2 separate regions of the Homo sapiens genome follow, and region 2 is linked to region 1. The links are chromatin contacts, found by Hi-C or POLR2A ChIA-PET in ENCODE. All regions are on one chromosome and are shown on one strand. The core of a region is the stretch at or near the end of the contact, and the rest is flanking DNA. Distances in the headings are between cores, read along the strand shown.

What was found. Hi-C counts contacts between places; a loop is a spot of excess contacts on that map. ChIA-PET counts read pairs that join two places held with the same protein, here RNA polymerase II (POLR2A). Pooled maps may share reads with other maps.
Region 2: a loop to region 1 is called in a map of naive thymus-derived CD4-positive, alpha-beta T cell, with 2.0 times the contacts of the local background. The contact joins two enhancer-like sites. A Hi-C loop is called at or near these places in 7 of 168 maps with a recorded cell type or tissue (Caco-2, GM11168, K562 and 3 more), 10 of 37 single-sample maps with no recorded cell type and 16 of 50 pooled maps. POLR2A ChIA-PET finds 5 or more read pairs at or near these places in 3 of 52 experiments (GM12878, H1 and HepG2).

The regions. Positions count from the first base shown.
Region 1 is chr3:124,566,817-124,573,797 of GRCh38, reverse strand. The region is part of intron 34 of KALRN (kalirin RhoGEF kinase); the gene reads right to left. The region is part of intron 2 of LOC105374076 (a long non-coding RNA gene); the gene reads left to right. Among named protein-coding and RNA genes, the nearest start is that of UMPS, 160 kb to the left of the region's middle. Within about 2 kb of position 3,823, at least 2 of the 41 ENCODE cell types and tissues checked have a DNase peak (open chromatin) inside an H3K27ac peak, as active enhancers do.
Region 2 is chr3:124,631,492-124,638,472 of GRCh38, reverse strand. KALRN (kalirin RhoGEF kinase) reads right to left here. Exons shown (of 60, transcript NM_001388419.1): 35 at 5,770-6,053; 36 at 4,520-4,621; 37 at 1,170-1,265. Among named protein-coding and RNA genes, the nearest start is that of UMPS, 95 kb to the left of the region's middle. RefSeq lists enhancers at 1-303, 3,152-3,653. Within about 2 kb of position 3,482, at least 4 of the 41 ENCODE cell types and tissues checked have a DNase peak (open chromatin) inside an H3K27ac peak, as active enhancers do.

The DNA of each region.
Region 1 (6,981 bases), core at 2,574-5,073:
GGGAAATCACGGAGCCAGATGGACCTGCTGTTGGTGGACTGTAGAAAGGACCCAGGGTAGGTTAGGAATAGAGACTGAGGGAAGGGAGCCAGTGCAGACAGGAGGTTGTGCTGGGGCCTCTGAAAACCTATGGAGGCACAATGGCTCGCACTTGTAGTCCCAGCTACTTGGGGGTTGCTGAGGCAGAAGGATCACTTGAACCTGGGAGGTCAAGGCTGCAGTGAGGCCTGATCATGCCACTGAACTCCAGCCTGGGTAATAGAGTGAGACCCTGTCTGGTAAAAAAAAGAAAAAAGAAAACCAATGGAAACTAGAAAGAGAACCCTGACCCCTTGAACAATCCTGGGGATGATTCAGGCTGGAAACACCCTGTACTCAGCCCTATAGAAGTATCAGAACTTAGACAAAGAGCAGGCAGGGAACTTCACATTAACTGACCACCTTTGGTGGGGCATAACTGGACTGCAAAGTCTACCTTGTTGGAGTTTAAGTGCTATTAATCAATTTCACAGATTTTTTAAAGTTAGAATTTTTAGAAATGGAGTCTTGCTCCATTGCCTAGGCTGGAGTGCAGTTGTGCAATCATAGCTCACTGCAGCAATGAACTCAAGCCATCCTCTCTCACGTCCCAGACAGCTAGGACCACAGGTGTATGATCACATCCGGCTTATTTCATAGATTTTAAGTGTCTTACCCAAGGTCATCATCTAGCCAGTGACCAGGATTCAGACTCAGGCCTTCCACCCCAAGACATTTTTTTGGAGACAGGGTCTCGCTCTGCCGCCCAGGCTGGAGTGCAATGGCTCAATGGCAGCTCACTGCAGGCTCGACCTCCTGGGCTCAAGTGATCCTCTTACCTCAACCCTCCAAGTAGCTGAGGCTATAGGCACTCACCACCATGCCCGGCTTTTTAAAAATTTTTCCTAGAGACGGGGTCTCGCTCTGTTGCCCAGGCTGGTCTGGAACTCCTGGGCTCAAGAGGTTCTCCTGCCTCAACCTCTGAAAGTGTTGGGATTACAGACAGACCATGTTTTTATAGTCTACTGCATACCGAGGTAAAGCCACAGACAACTTTTGTTTTATCCTAAACAATCAGCCTGTGCACATAATAATAAAACCAACCTCACAGTTTAAAAATCACTTTTACTTAACATTTCTACCCTTGAGCCTCCCAGCAACTCTGTTACATAGGCATCTTTATCAGCTTCCTTTTGCATAAATGTGGAAGCTAAACCCAGGAAGATTAGGTGACATTCTACTCAAAATAAGTGGCTTCTCATTTCATACCCTGTCTTCTTCCCACCCCATCTGATTCCCTGAGAACTAAATTCTGTTCCGTTTTCAAAGATTTGCCAGTACCCTTTTAAGGAAAAAAAACAGTAGATTACAATACATTAGGTTGGGCCATTTTTAACTGAAATTGCTGACATTCAACCTGTTTTTTTTTTTGTTTTTTGTTTTTTGTTTTTTTTTGAGATGGGGTCTTGCTTTGTCACCCAGACTGGAGTGCAGTGGCACAATCTAGGCTCACTGCAACCTCCACCTCCCTTCCCACTGCAGCCCTTCCCCCACCTCCACCCCCAGCAGCTGGGACCACAGGTGCATGCCACCATGCCCAGCTAATTTTTTGTATTTTTGGTAGAGATGGGGTTTCACCATGTTGCCCAGTCTGGTCTAGAACTCCTGAGCTCAAGTGATCCATCTGCCTTGGCCTCCCAAAGTGCTGGGGTTAAAGATGTGAGCCACTGCACCCAGTCTCAACCATTTTTTACTACAAAAATGGAGATTTCATGCACCCCAAATTAAAAAATTGGACCTCAAAATGAAGATATTTATGCTATGCTTATATGCATCAAAAATAGGATACTTTGGCTGGGTGCAGTGGCTCACACCTGTAATCCCAGCACTTTGGTAGGCCAAGGCAGGCAGATTGCTTGAGCTCAGGAGTTCGAGACCAGCCTGGGCAACATGGCGAAACCTCATCTCTACAAAAAAATACAAAAATTAGCTAGGGATGGTGGCAAGCACCTGTGGTCCCAGCTATTTGCCACTGCACTCCAGCCTGGGCAACAGAGTGAGGCCCTGTCTCCAAAATAAAAAATAGAAAAAAAATAAAATAAACACAGGATACTTTGGTTAATCCCTTTAAATTAACAAAGGTAATTACCTGATGCAGAGAGAAAAAAACAGACATTTTTAGAAGTGGAAAGGATCCTAGAGGTAATTCAGGAAGACATGAATAAAAGGTAATAAAAATGCTACTTTAGAACAAATAGCAATATGAATGACTGTAGGGAATAACCAGGAAAAAAGTCCAGCCTATAGAGAGTCTCAGAGTAGAAGGCACTTGCCTCTAAGCTCTATGCCCAGAGAGGACAACAGATCAGGTGTCTGTGAGTGAGAAACCAGGGGATGCCCAAAGTTCAAGGGTAAGGATGGACTGTGAAGTTCTCAAATCCAAGGACATTGGAAAGGACTATTAATCCATAAACACAAACAATCACTTTAAACAAGTCAGGATTGTTGAATTTAATTAAAAACATTTTGTTCTGCTCTAAGCGTTTAATAAAAGGATTTATGGAGAAATTGCTAGGCTTATATAGCTTAGGAAAGAAGTGTTTAACATTTTATCTGCAAATTGTATTACTTTCTTCTAGATACAGATCAGAAGGAGAGGGAGAATAATAATTAGCACTGGTGGATTTACACTCGGGGCTCGGACGGGGGAGAATAGAAGGAGACGTGGGTAGAAAGTGTTTGGATTTCAGTGCAATATATGAGGAATATTCTAGCCCTTAGAATTACACTAAAATCCAACAGGCTCTAGAAGTAATAAGCTCCCAGTCCCTAGAAGTGCTCAAGTAATGCTTAGCTGACCACTTGTCAAGGACATTGTGGAAGGGGTTTCTTGTATTTGGAAAGAGAGTGAGCTAGAACACCTTTCACCTGCTTTTCAATTCTAAGATCCCAGGAGCCAAAAGAAGCCAATGTTCTGGAGTCAAATTAAATCTATTCAAGAACCGGTTTTATCCAGTTATAAAAAGAGTAAGTTTCAACTCTAACTTTTTATGATTCTGAAAAATGTCAAGGAGCTCCTTTTAGACTCTCTCCATCTATCTTTAAACATACTTTTCTTCAAAAAGTATCAGTACTCAAATAAATTACAACATTTCTTATTCAAATGCATTATTTTTGGGTTTCAGCTATTCTTACCCAACAGTATTATAATTTTTAAAAACACCATACCACACCTTTTCATTGCAAACATAGGGTAATTCAGCTATGCTAATATAAAGGAAAATGTTGTGGGCTAGTGTGGAAACCTGTTCTCACCCTCATTGATCATACTCCCATGTATACTTCTGCTTCTATGAGGAAGTGAGTTCTGAATCTCAAAGGACTACCTCACATCTAGTCAATTACCAGTACAATCCTATACAAATGAAGAGGATTGAAGGATCGTACTTCAATCCTGCAATTGAGGACTGTAGGATAAAGTAAATCAGCAAGCTGCAATTTATAACATGTCACTTCGTACCTGAAAGGAAATGTTTAGGGAATATTCATCCTCTAATTATTTTTTTAGCCTCCCATAGTGAAGCCATGTTAGGCATTATGGCATAAATGAAAAACCTGAGGGTAGGGCTCCTAATGCAGAATTATACTGAAAAGTAAGAGGTAGAGAAAGACCTTTGGAGGACTCTCCTGGTAGGCAGAGGAGCCTGAACTTTTTGGCATTTTGGCTCCTGGCAGCAGAAAGTGCAGGGGACTTCCATCCTGCAGACAATCTGTTGAACAGGCTGGGCCAGCACCAGGGGTTGGCAGGCCGCTATCAGAGTTGGACTAAGCTCAGCCTGCTGTCCAGAGTGCTCCTTGGAGTCATTCTGCTCCAGCTGAGGACATCAGAATCTTATTAGTTGGCAAAGCACCCACAGGACAAAATCTGTCTCTGATTACTACCACTCCTCCTAGAGAGTGGGGCATTTGGGGCCAGAGGTGAGAGGGAGAGTGGGAAGGTGGGTATGTGTAACTATAATGGGGTTAATGCTCTTAGATTCAGCTAGACTGGCTAACAAGCCAAGTCAGATGGGAGAATAAACTAAAGTGCCTGTCTCAAAGGCTTTCAGACTTGGGAGGGTGTAGAACACAGTGGTAAAGTGAGACCTTGGGAAATGGACAGGCGTGGGTTCAAATTTAGGCCCACTGCTTGTCAGCTATGTGACTTTGAGCATATTACCTAATCTTTTTAAGACTCAGTGTCTTTATCTGTAAGATGAGGAAAATATTATTGCTATTAGCATAAAGCAACCCAGAACCTGACCCATGGTAAAGCTCAATAAATGTTAGGTATTTTTGTGAGTTGGTGACACACTTAACACAAGTCGACATTATCAAACTTGCCCGGCATTCTCAGGCTGTTGATGGTAATTGCCTTCAGAGCCCAAGTTTTATCCACGGTTCTCCACCACCTTCTGCAGCATGGGGAAGCTGTTCCTGAGGCCAAGTAGGTGGTAACAGCAGAAATCATCAGGAGGCCTTCAGGGAGAGGACTCCTCATGAACAAGCCAGGGGTGCCATGGGCCACTGTCCCTCTCCTCTAGAGCATCTGCTTCTGAGGCTCACGGGGGAAGCCTTGGACTTGGTTTCATAAGCAGAGAGGTATTTCCTTACAGCTTCTCCAGACCCTCAGCCCCAGCCAGGGAAGAAAGTGCACAGGAAAAGGAACACAGGTGTCCTGTACAGCCAGGTACAGAAGAACCTAGACTGGTTATTGGAGCCTGGGGCAGAAGTACCCAGGACCAATACTTTTTAAAAGCCATTCTCACCATTTTTAAGTGTACAGTTCAGTGGCATTAAGTCCATTCACATTGTCATGCAACCATCATCACCATCCATCTCCAGAACATTTTTCATCTTGCAAAACTGAAACTCTGTACCCAACAGGCACTAATTCCCCATTCCCTCCAGCCCCTGGCAATCATCATTCTTTCTACATCTAAAAAGTTGACTACTCAAGGTATTTCATTTAAATGGAATCATATAGTATTTGTCCTTTTGTGTCTGGCTTGTTTCACTTATCCTAATGTCCTCAAGGTTCATTCATGTTGTGGCATGTGTTAGAATTTCCTAACTTTCTAAGGCTGAAGAGTATCCCATTGTATGTATATATTCAATTCACCTGTTGCTGGACACTGGGGTTGCTTTCACCTTTTGACTATTGTGAATAATGCTGCTATGAGCATGGGTGTACAAATTTCTGCTTGTGTCCTTGCTTTCAATTCCTTTGGATATATACTCAGATGTTGGATTGCTAGATGATATGATAATCTTATTTTTACTTTTTTGAGGAATCCCATACTGTTTTCCATGGCAGCTGTACCATTTTGCATTCCCACCAGCAGTGTACAAGGGTTCCAATTTCTCCACATCCTCATAACACTTGTTATTTTCTGTGTGTGCACATTTTAAACAATAGCCATCCTTTGCAGTGACATGTTATTGTTGTTTTGATTATCATTTTCCTAGCAATAATTAGTGATGTTGAATATCTTTTCATGTACTTATTGGTCACTTGTATATCTTCTTTGGAGAAATTTCTGTTTAAGTCCTTTGTCCATTTTTAAATTTAGTTTTTGGTTGTTGTTGTTGAGTTGCAGGAGTTCTTTATATAATCTGGACATTAACCCTCAACCTTTCTAATACATCTTTAAGTATCTCCTAAGCTTGACACCCTGGGGGTGCTGAGTCCACAAAGCAGTGGTTCTCAACCCTAAGGGAACATCAGAATCACTAAGTTTGTTCTTCTTCTTTTTTTTTCCCCCTGAGATAGAGTCTCACTCTTTTGCCCAGGCTGGAGTGCAGTGGCGTGAACACAGCTCACTATAGCCCTGAACCCTCAGGCTCAAGCAATCCTCCCATCTCAGCCTCCTGAATAGCTGGGACTACAGGTGCATGCCACTATGCCCGGCTAATTTTTTTCTTTTTATTTTTTTCACAAAAGAACTTAAAAATATACTGATGTCCAGGTCCTTGGCAGCTGGATTAATTGTTCTGGGGTGGATATGAGGCATCAGTATTTTTAGAAACCTCCTCCAGGTGGTTTCTAAGGTGCATCCAGAGTTGGAAACCACTGCTACAAAGGCTTGCCTCTTGGGAGGTGCTGCCCTCCACCACCTGCTGCTGTGAAAGTGAGAGGGGCCTGTGGAAAGGCAGGACTAGGGCTGGAGGGCCCAATCCCAGTGAGAAGCCCTAAGATGTCAGAGTGGCAGTAAAGTAGCAGGAAAGGCAGCCCCACCCCAATTCTGACACACAGCCCCACTCTTTTTCACCAACCCCATCATGAATGACACCAAGACTTATCAGGAGGAAATAACCAACCACTGCTCCCACAGAAGGCAGAGGAGGGAAGGGCAGAGAGGAGCCCTAGCACTACCCAGAAGCTCAACAGGTGCTGGGAGCCCTGGTCTGCTCCAGCTTGGCCACAGACTCCCTGTGGCTTCAGGGAGGTCACCTTGCTTTCCTGAGCCTGAGTGTTCTCTTGGAAGAGAGGAGACCGGGCTAGTGCAGTGGTTCTCAACCCTGACTGCACCTTAGATTCACCTATGGAACACTTAAAAATACTGACCCTCAGGCCCCATCCAGAGATTCTGATTCCATTTGTTCTAGGTGGGGTCTGGGCATTGTCATTTGGAAAAGCTCCCAGATGATTCTCATGTGCAGCCAGCGTTGGGAACCCTGTGCTAGTGGATCATCAAGAACCATCCTGTGGTTCTTTTGTCCCCATTTCTGGGGTGATAGTCATGGCCTGAGCACTCACAAGGTGCTTAGCCCTCACACATAGTCCCTGCTTCACACAGCCTGCAAGAGTGCTGACTTGGTGCTCTCTGCAAATGCTAAGAGGACCAGTTCTCTTATGGGAATTGAAAAAGGAATTGATTCCAACCTCCTGACACCAGATGAGACCACTCTGTCCTATTCCAC
Region 2 (6,981 bases), core at 2,233-4,732, 65 kb before region 1:
CTTTGAAAGTCAATGTAGTGCCCAGAAGAGTACTTAACTCCTGCTGGTAGGAAAAGGAAAGATGGCAGGAAAATAGACGATTTTCAGGAGTTTGACACTAGGTACTGAAAACAGCAGGTTTTTGTTTTTTTTTTTTTAATTAGAAAGGAAAATTTAGCAGGAAAAGAATAAACTCATATGTATTAAACCTCATTCATATAGTATATGCTGGGATATCTGAAAAGGGAGTTACTATAGTCAAAATTATTAGGTAGCTTTCCATAGAGAGCATCCATCATTTTCCTCTAGCTCCTGGGCCAAGTGATTAATAAGACTGCCCAATAGAAGTCTGGCAGAAGCACAGACATTTATCCTAATGAGAATTGCAGGAAAAGCTAAATGGGTGATATGGATGAGAGTGAAAGAAAGGAAAATGCTTCCAATTGTCATCCTGTGGTGATACACTTAAATGTAAAAACAGGAGAGTGGAGGAACAGCTCCATCCTAATGAGCTATCCAAAAAGGGGCCCTTTCACCAGCATTATGCCAAAACCCCAAACCTGCTCAGACTCATCACCTATCCCTCCAACGGGCTGATGGGTCCATGAGACAGTCACAGGCTAGACAGGCTGCCAGTGGCTTATGTTCAGTTTTTCCCCCCATTGTAGGGCTAGGCACTGACTCTCTTAATTTATTGTGGTGAGGTATCCACACACTTTTGCCCATTCCCCTTTATAATCAGCAGTCTACTTTTGAAAGACTTTGCACGCTGGAAGGCTACCCAAGTCCCCATAAAATTTCCTAGTGCTGTCAAATATCCAATCAGTGTGTTCTGGGTCTCAGCATCGCGGTGTACTAGCTTCTGGGCTAACCAAATACATATCAATCACTGACTGAATGCCACTTGCCTGTGGGCCGCTGGATCAGGCTTGCAATGAGGTGAGTTTGTCTTGAATAGTTTTCAACTTTCATCAACACTGCAGCCCCCAAATGATGTATTAATTCCCTATACCCATTCCCAAACAAAGTCAAAAAGGACTCTGGGGTACAGCTTTTTAGAAACCATCATTAGCTGCAATCACATAGGAAGAATGAGGACAGGTGCAAAGGAGAAAACGGCAGACAGATGCAAGCCTGGAGCAGTGTGAAGGTGAGACACACACAGAACTGCCTCCAGGACCCCCACTTACCAGCTTGTTTTTGACCAACTTTTCTATTGCATTGACAAGGTCTGCAGCAGTAGGTACTTCAGTGGAAGCCTGCCGGGCTGCTAGCAAAGAGGAGGACTGCAAGACATCGGGCAGCAGAGGAAAAGCAGATTAGCAAAGAATAAGGAACAGTGATCAGGAAATAAAACAGAAAGTCCAAAGCTCAAGCCAGGGAAGGGAAGCAAAGTTCTGTGTTTAGACGGAAGAGGTGACAGAGGGAGAAGAGTGTGGGTGTAATACATACAGGCCTGCCCAACCCCTTATTAGGAATTCTAGCCAGCAGCAAATGGATGGTACTAGGCTATCCTTAGGCAAGCCTATGAAGGAGGGGAGAGGAGAAATCACTGACTTCCTGGGAGGCCTACAGACTAGTGTTGTACCTACTGACAGCAACAGCTTGGAGGGCGGGGGCTACTGCTCTGTGGGCAAACGAGACTTTGGCCACTACACAGCTGCCCGTTGCTGTTTTGGGGTGTGAAGGATTCAACAAACCCAGCCTTGAGTGTGTCCAAAAAAGGGAAACAGTCCTTGCTTTACTACAGCCTTAGATATAGATCTTTATTATGTGTCCAGCAAAAATGCTAGGGGCAGGACCCTTAGAGACCAGCAAGCTAGATACTCCCTTCCTATATTCTCTCCCTCTGTCTTCCTCTCCCGCTCTGCCCCTGACACACATACACCCTTACCCCTCCACAAAGCATAGCTGGCTCTGGTAAGGCCCCTGAACTGGAACACTAGGAAGTAATAAAAGGCTTTAGCAGGAGTCCTGAAGCAGCTAGGAACTACCCTGTTCATAGTAAAGAGAGACGACTCCAGGACCTCCCTGTGTCCCTTTTCCCCTGCACCAGCAGTGAGGAGTTGTCCATGTGGTTGTTTGTGTGGTCAATGGTTTGGGGCTTCCTGCTCACTGAAGGATGGTGGTTTTTTGTTTGGCTTTTTCTTCCTTCTTCTACCTGAGAAGAAACTGGGGGAGAAATAGTTAACCCTGCACCGTTTGTGTGTGCTTTTACTTCCAGCTTATCAGAGCAGGGGGCAGTGGTGTTCCCAAGGCCAGGACATAGGCTCCTTCAAGTTTGCCCCTTGGGTTAGAGAGAAAGTTTCAAAAATGAAGCTTCTCATCTAATCTAAGTTACTTTATTAAGTCTTTGCTTCTGAGATGGGAGGAAAATAATTATAATTAAGGAAGATATAACAATATTCTTTTTCCTCTCTTGGGGACTGCAGGAAAAAGCTTACGTCCATGTGGAAAATCAAGCTATCCTCTTTTTAATCTAGTAATCCTACTCCTGGGAATTTATTCCAAGGACAGAAGTCAAAAGAACAAATGCTGTATATACACAGTGATCTGTATGTAGTAGTATTAGCCATAGTAGCAAACAATGGAAACACCCTGTTAGGATGTCCCCAACAGGCTGATCAAACACATTATGGAACAGCAAATAAGCAAAATTTTCTCCAGCTATTAAAATTACAGCTAGGAAGAAAAAAATTCATGCAATTTTAGGAAATGGTAGTAAATAAAACATTGGACACAACATATGCATATTATAATTGTAAAAGTAAAACGTACACACATAAGAAAAAGATTAGAAGGAAACAAGGAGAAGACAATTGCACAATATTACAACGGTGAACTTTTAAAAATTCCTTTGACAGTGTTGTAAAAATTGTTTTAATACATCCAACTCCATTTGCTAGATGCTCTGAAGTTCATCCCACTCCCAAACATTTATAAAAAACATACAGAAATCAAACAAGCAGGAATAAGGAGAGTTCATGTATCTGAAAGGAGACTGTTGCCATCTGCCCCATTTCTGCATAAGGAAAAGGCTACACAAATAAAGGTAAGTCAGAATTCTGGGTTAAAAATTATCCAGAAACAATGTAACATCCATTTCTGTAAACAAGCTGTGTTTGAGGGAATTAGAGAGAGAAGGTGGTGACCTTATGCAAGTGGGGCCCTTGCACAGAGGGCTGTGTGAGACATGGGCACCCTACTCCTTAGGCCATGATCGCTGTTTATAAAATACATTACAAGTAGGCAGGTCTCATTTCCATCTCAAGGTGAAGCACCAGCACTTCTGTCTCAGGAACCCAGGATGGTATAACACCAGCCTTCCTACTATGTCTCTTCCCAATAATCCAGAGTCAAAGAGCTGGCCCTGAAGACAGGGCCACCAACATCACCTAGGAGGGGCCACGACTAGGTGAGTCACATCATGGGGGCAGCTGCCACATCTCAGAGTCCCTAGACTTTGTCCTTCCGGCCTAGCACAGAGGAAGACTTCAGTTAATGTCTGTGGGTTAACAATTCAAATGCAAAGCAGAGAGAATTAAAATAAGAACTGAGATGTCACCAGAAAGGACACACCCGCAGGAGGCTGTCCCACTACAGGGCAGAGCACTAGAGAGCACAGGAGAGCCTGGAGGGACAGGTAGACAAGCTGCCACATCCACTACCACCACTGCAACAAAACAGCACTTGAAAAAGCAAATGGAAAGTGCCATACAGTCAAAACCCAAACCTGCCGCTTCCACGTCCAGAGTCTAAGAGAATCAGCAACACTTAAGGCAGAAAAAAAAAGGTGATGTGAAAGCAGAGCTGCAAGGAGACTGAGTGACAAGTGAGGGAGAACATAAAGCTGCCCCAAGCCTCGGGTCAGTACCTGGAAGCACGTCTAACCTACGCTTCTGCTCCAGAACAACTGGGATGATCACCGGGTGACTGGAGACACAGGGGGCATCGATATTTCAAATACCAGTGAGCCTATGCATGCCAGCGGGCCGGGGAATCTTGCAAAGCAAAGTCAGGCAATTTCGCATATTAAGTTTGCCCACCTTTGACAATAACTTCCCCTTAGCAGCATCTTCATTCCTCATACCGTCATTGCAAAATTTGACCAACACTGGGCTTGACTGGTAGCTACCATTAGTTAGAGTTTAGAGTTGACTATAGGGAAAACAACTAACATGCAGGTTGTACAGTCAGGTACGACAAAATGGTTGTGGACTGGAACTACCTGGAATTGCTCCTTTTAGGATGTGCTGCTTCCAAAGACAGAGCCATTACCCTTTATCAACAGGACAAGACACCAGGCAGATTCCCACTTTGAGAATTCTGCACACACCCCCTCCACTGCCTAGAATGAAGTTGGACCTCCAGGGTTGGGGAAGGGACACCTACCAAATAGAGACACAATTGGTATCAACATGGATTCATGTGGACGACGAGATAACATGGGAGAAAGAGTATGACTACCCCCATCACACACAAAAAACAAAATCACGCACGGCACGTTGCTCTTTTAAGTGAGCAAGTAAAGAAGTTCTACCATTTCATCCTGTGTAGGGTCGTTGTCAAAAATCTTCATAGGTGGTGGGAGGGGTGTGTGTGACTCTTCATCCGGCTCATCTTCACCCCAACCTTTCTTGCTCTTCTAGAACAAAAGAGCAGCATTAGTTACTGTGTCACAAACATGCCAGTGGTTCTGGACTTGACATTAACAAAAATAATACATAGGAGGAGAGTTCCTCTCTCAACTCACTCTTAACTGTTCAGTCGCAATTTCCTCTTTTGATACATGGATACACCTGCTTATTTCAAATGAGAGTGAGCACCAGTGGGGAACACACACACACACACACACACCCCCAAAAAGAAGCAAAACCAGAAACTATCTATCTTATCGATTAGCAAGAAAAGAAAAAGCTGGAAGTAGTCAGAGAGAGCCTAACTTTTACATTTTTGTAGGGCTATGAAACCATAGCCCAAATGCCGCCAGGCTTAGCTGCCATTTCCAGAGGGAGAAATGGCAGGTAGCATAAAATCACAACAAGAGGGGGTCCAGTTACACATCACAAAGAATTTCTTAGCCACATCAGTGATTAGAGCAGGATTGTGTGCCAAATAAAACAGGTATCTCATTTCCCCAACCAAAACATATCCACTGTCTTTTGGTTACAGAATCTCAGCTTCATCCAGCCTAACTTTGGCTACAGTCTCTCAAACCTTCCAGTATGGGCGTTCATTAGTTTTCATGAAGGCCCATTTAATCACTGACTGACTCCTAGATTAAACTTTTTCTTTGAGCGGAAACCCTGCCTATTGTAATCTTCATCTGTTCATCATAGTTATCTGGAGTAACTCTGGATGATCTATTCCTTTTGATGTGTGGCACTGCTCAAGAGACTTGAAAACAGCTACAATCTCCCAGCACAGTCCTGTTTTCAAAATGAAACAATCTTCATTCTTTTATTCTAAATCTAAACAGGTCTAGCTGGTTTTAATGTAGTCCTTAGTAGAGGTAGGGAACTAATGACCAAATGACTCCCCTCAGGCCCAGGTCCTATCTCCAAATCTGGCAAATGGTTTCTGTCTGCTGGAAGTCTTAGGGGCTAGTCAGCTTCTGAATCAGCCACAAATCAAACTGGCCAATGTCTTAAGAATAAAAAGAATCCAAATCACTTAGGCTCAAGGTAACACACTAATGGAGATTTGAGATGGCCTAGTTGACAAAACCTGAGGAAGGAGACATGTCAGAAGGCCCTCCTGATGGACAACTCCAGGGCCCCCTGTAAGTACCTCATCAGCGCTGTCTCCCTGAGGGGTTGTTTCATCCCCAGGCTTGGGAGATCCCAGGTCAAAGCTCTTCCGACCATCGCGAACTTTCTTCTGCTTTTTGATGTTTCCATCTGCCTTCCCGCTGTTAAGCCGACGCACAGGACTCGTCAGCCACTTCTTAAGAGTGTTGGTGGAGCGCTTGGGACCCGGGGAACTGTGGATGGAGTTCAGGGAGGGCTGGGCCTGCAGGTTGGCCACGGACTCGGACTTGCCTCCATTCTCGCTTGAGGAATGAGAGTATGCATCTGAGGAAAACGGACAGACACAGCCATGTCAGAGGTGGTGAAGGCAGGCCGCAAACCTGGGACTGAGACAGCTCCATCCTCAGGAAGCTAGGACACAAGGCAGAATGTCCAGGCCAGCTGTAGACCCCAGTCCAGAGAACCCTCTCAACAACAGTAAGAAAGGCAAACGCTCACTCAATTTTTAAAGTATGAAGCACCATTCCCGGTACTATGGATACAGGAGTGGGCAGAAGACAGAAACTCCTGCCTTCGCGGAGTTTACATTCTGGTGGGAAACACATATAATAGACTATAAAAATAAAATAAGCAAAATGAAAAGTATGACAGGTGGTGAGAAGTGCTACATCAAAACACAAAGTACGGGAAGGGATTAGGGAGTGCTGGGGTTGGAAAAGGGGGTGCAGATTGAAGAGGTGATCAGGGCCAGTCTCATGACATGACATGTGAGCCAAGGCCTAGTGGTGGTGACGCCATCTGGCGAAGGGCCTTCTGGGCGGAAGAGCAAACACAAAGGTCCCAAGGCAAGGCCTGGGGTGGCCTTGGTGGAGTAAGCCGGGGGGATCAGTAAGAAAGGAAGTCAGAAAAGCTACTGGGAGCTGGGTCAACAAGCATGTGGTAAGCCAGTGCTATGCCTCTGGCTTTTACCTGGAGTGAAAACCCACTGGAAGATTCTGAGCCAGAGTGATTCAATCTGGCTTATATTTTTAAAGGTCATTCTGGTTTCTATATTGAGGGCAAGTGGAAATAGGGAAACTGGTTGGGAGGCCACTGCACTATTCCAGGTGAGGGATGTTGGTGGTTTAGAAGTAGGGTGGTCCTAGTGGTTGTTAGAAGTGATCAGATTCTGGAGATGTTTTGCTGGAAGGGCCAATATGAATTGCTGACAGACTATGTGTGTATGGGATATGAAAAAAGAGTCAAGGGTATC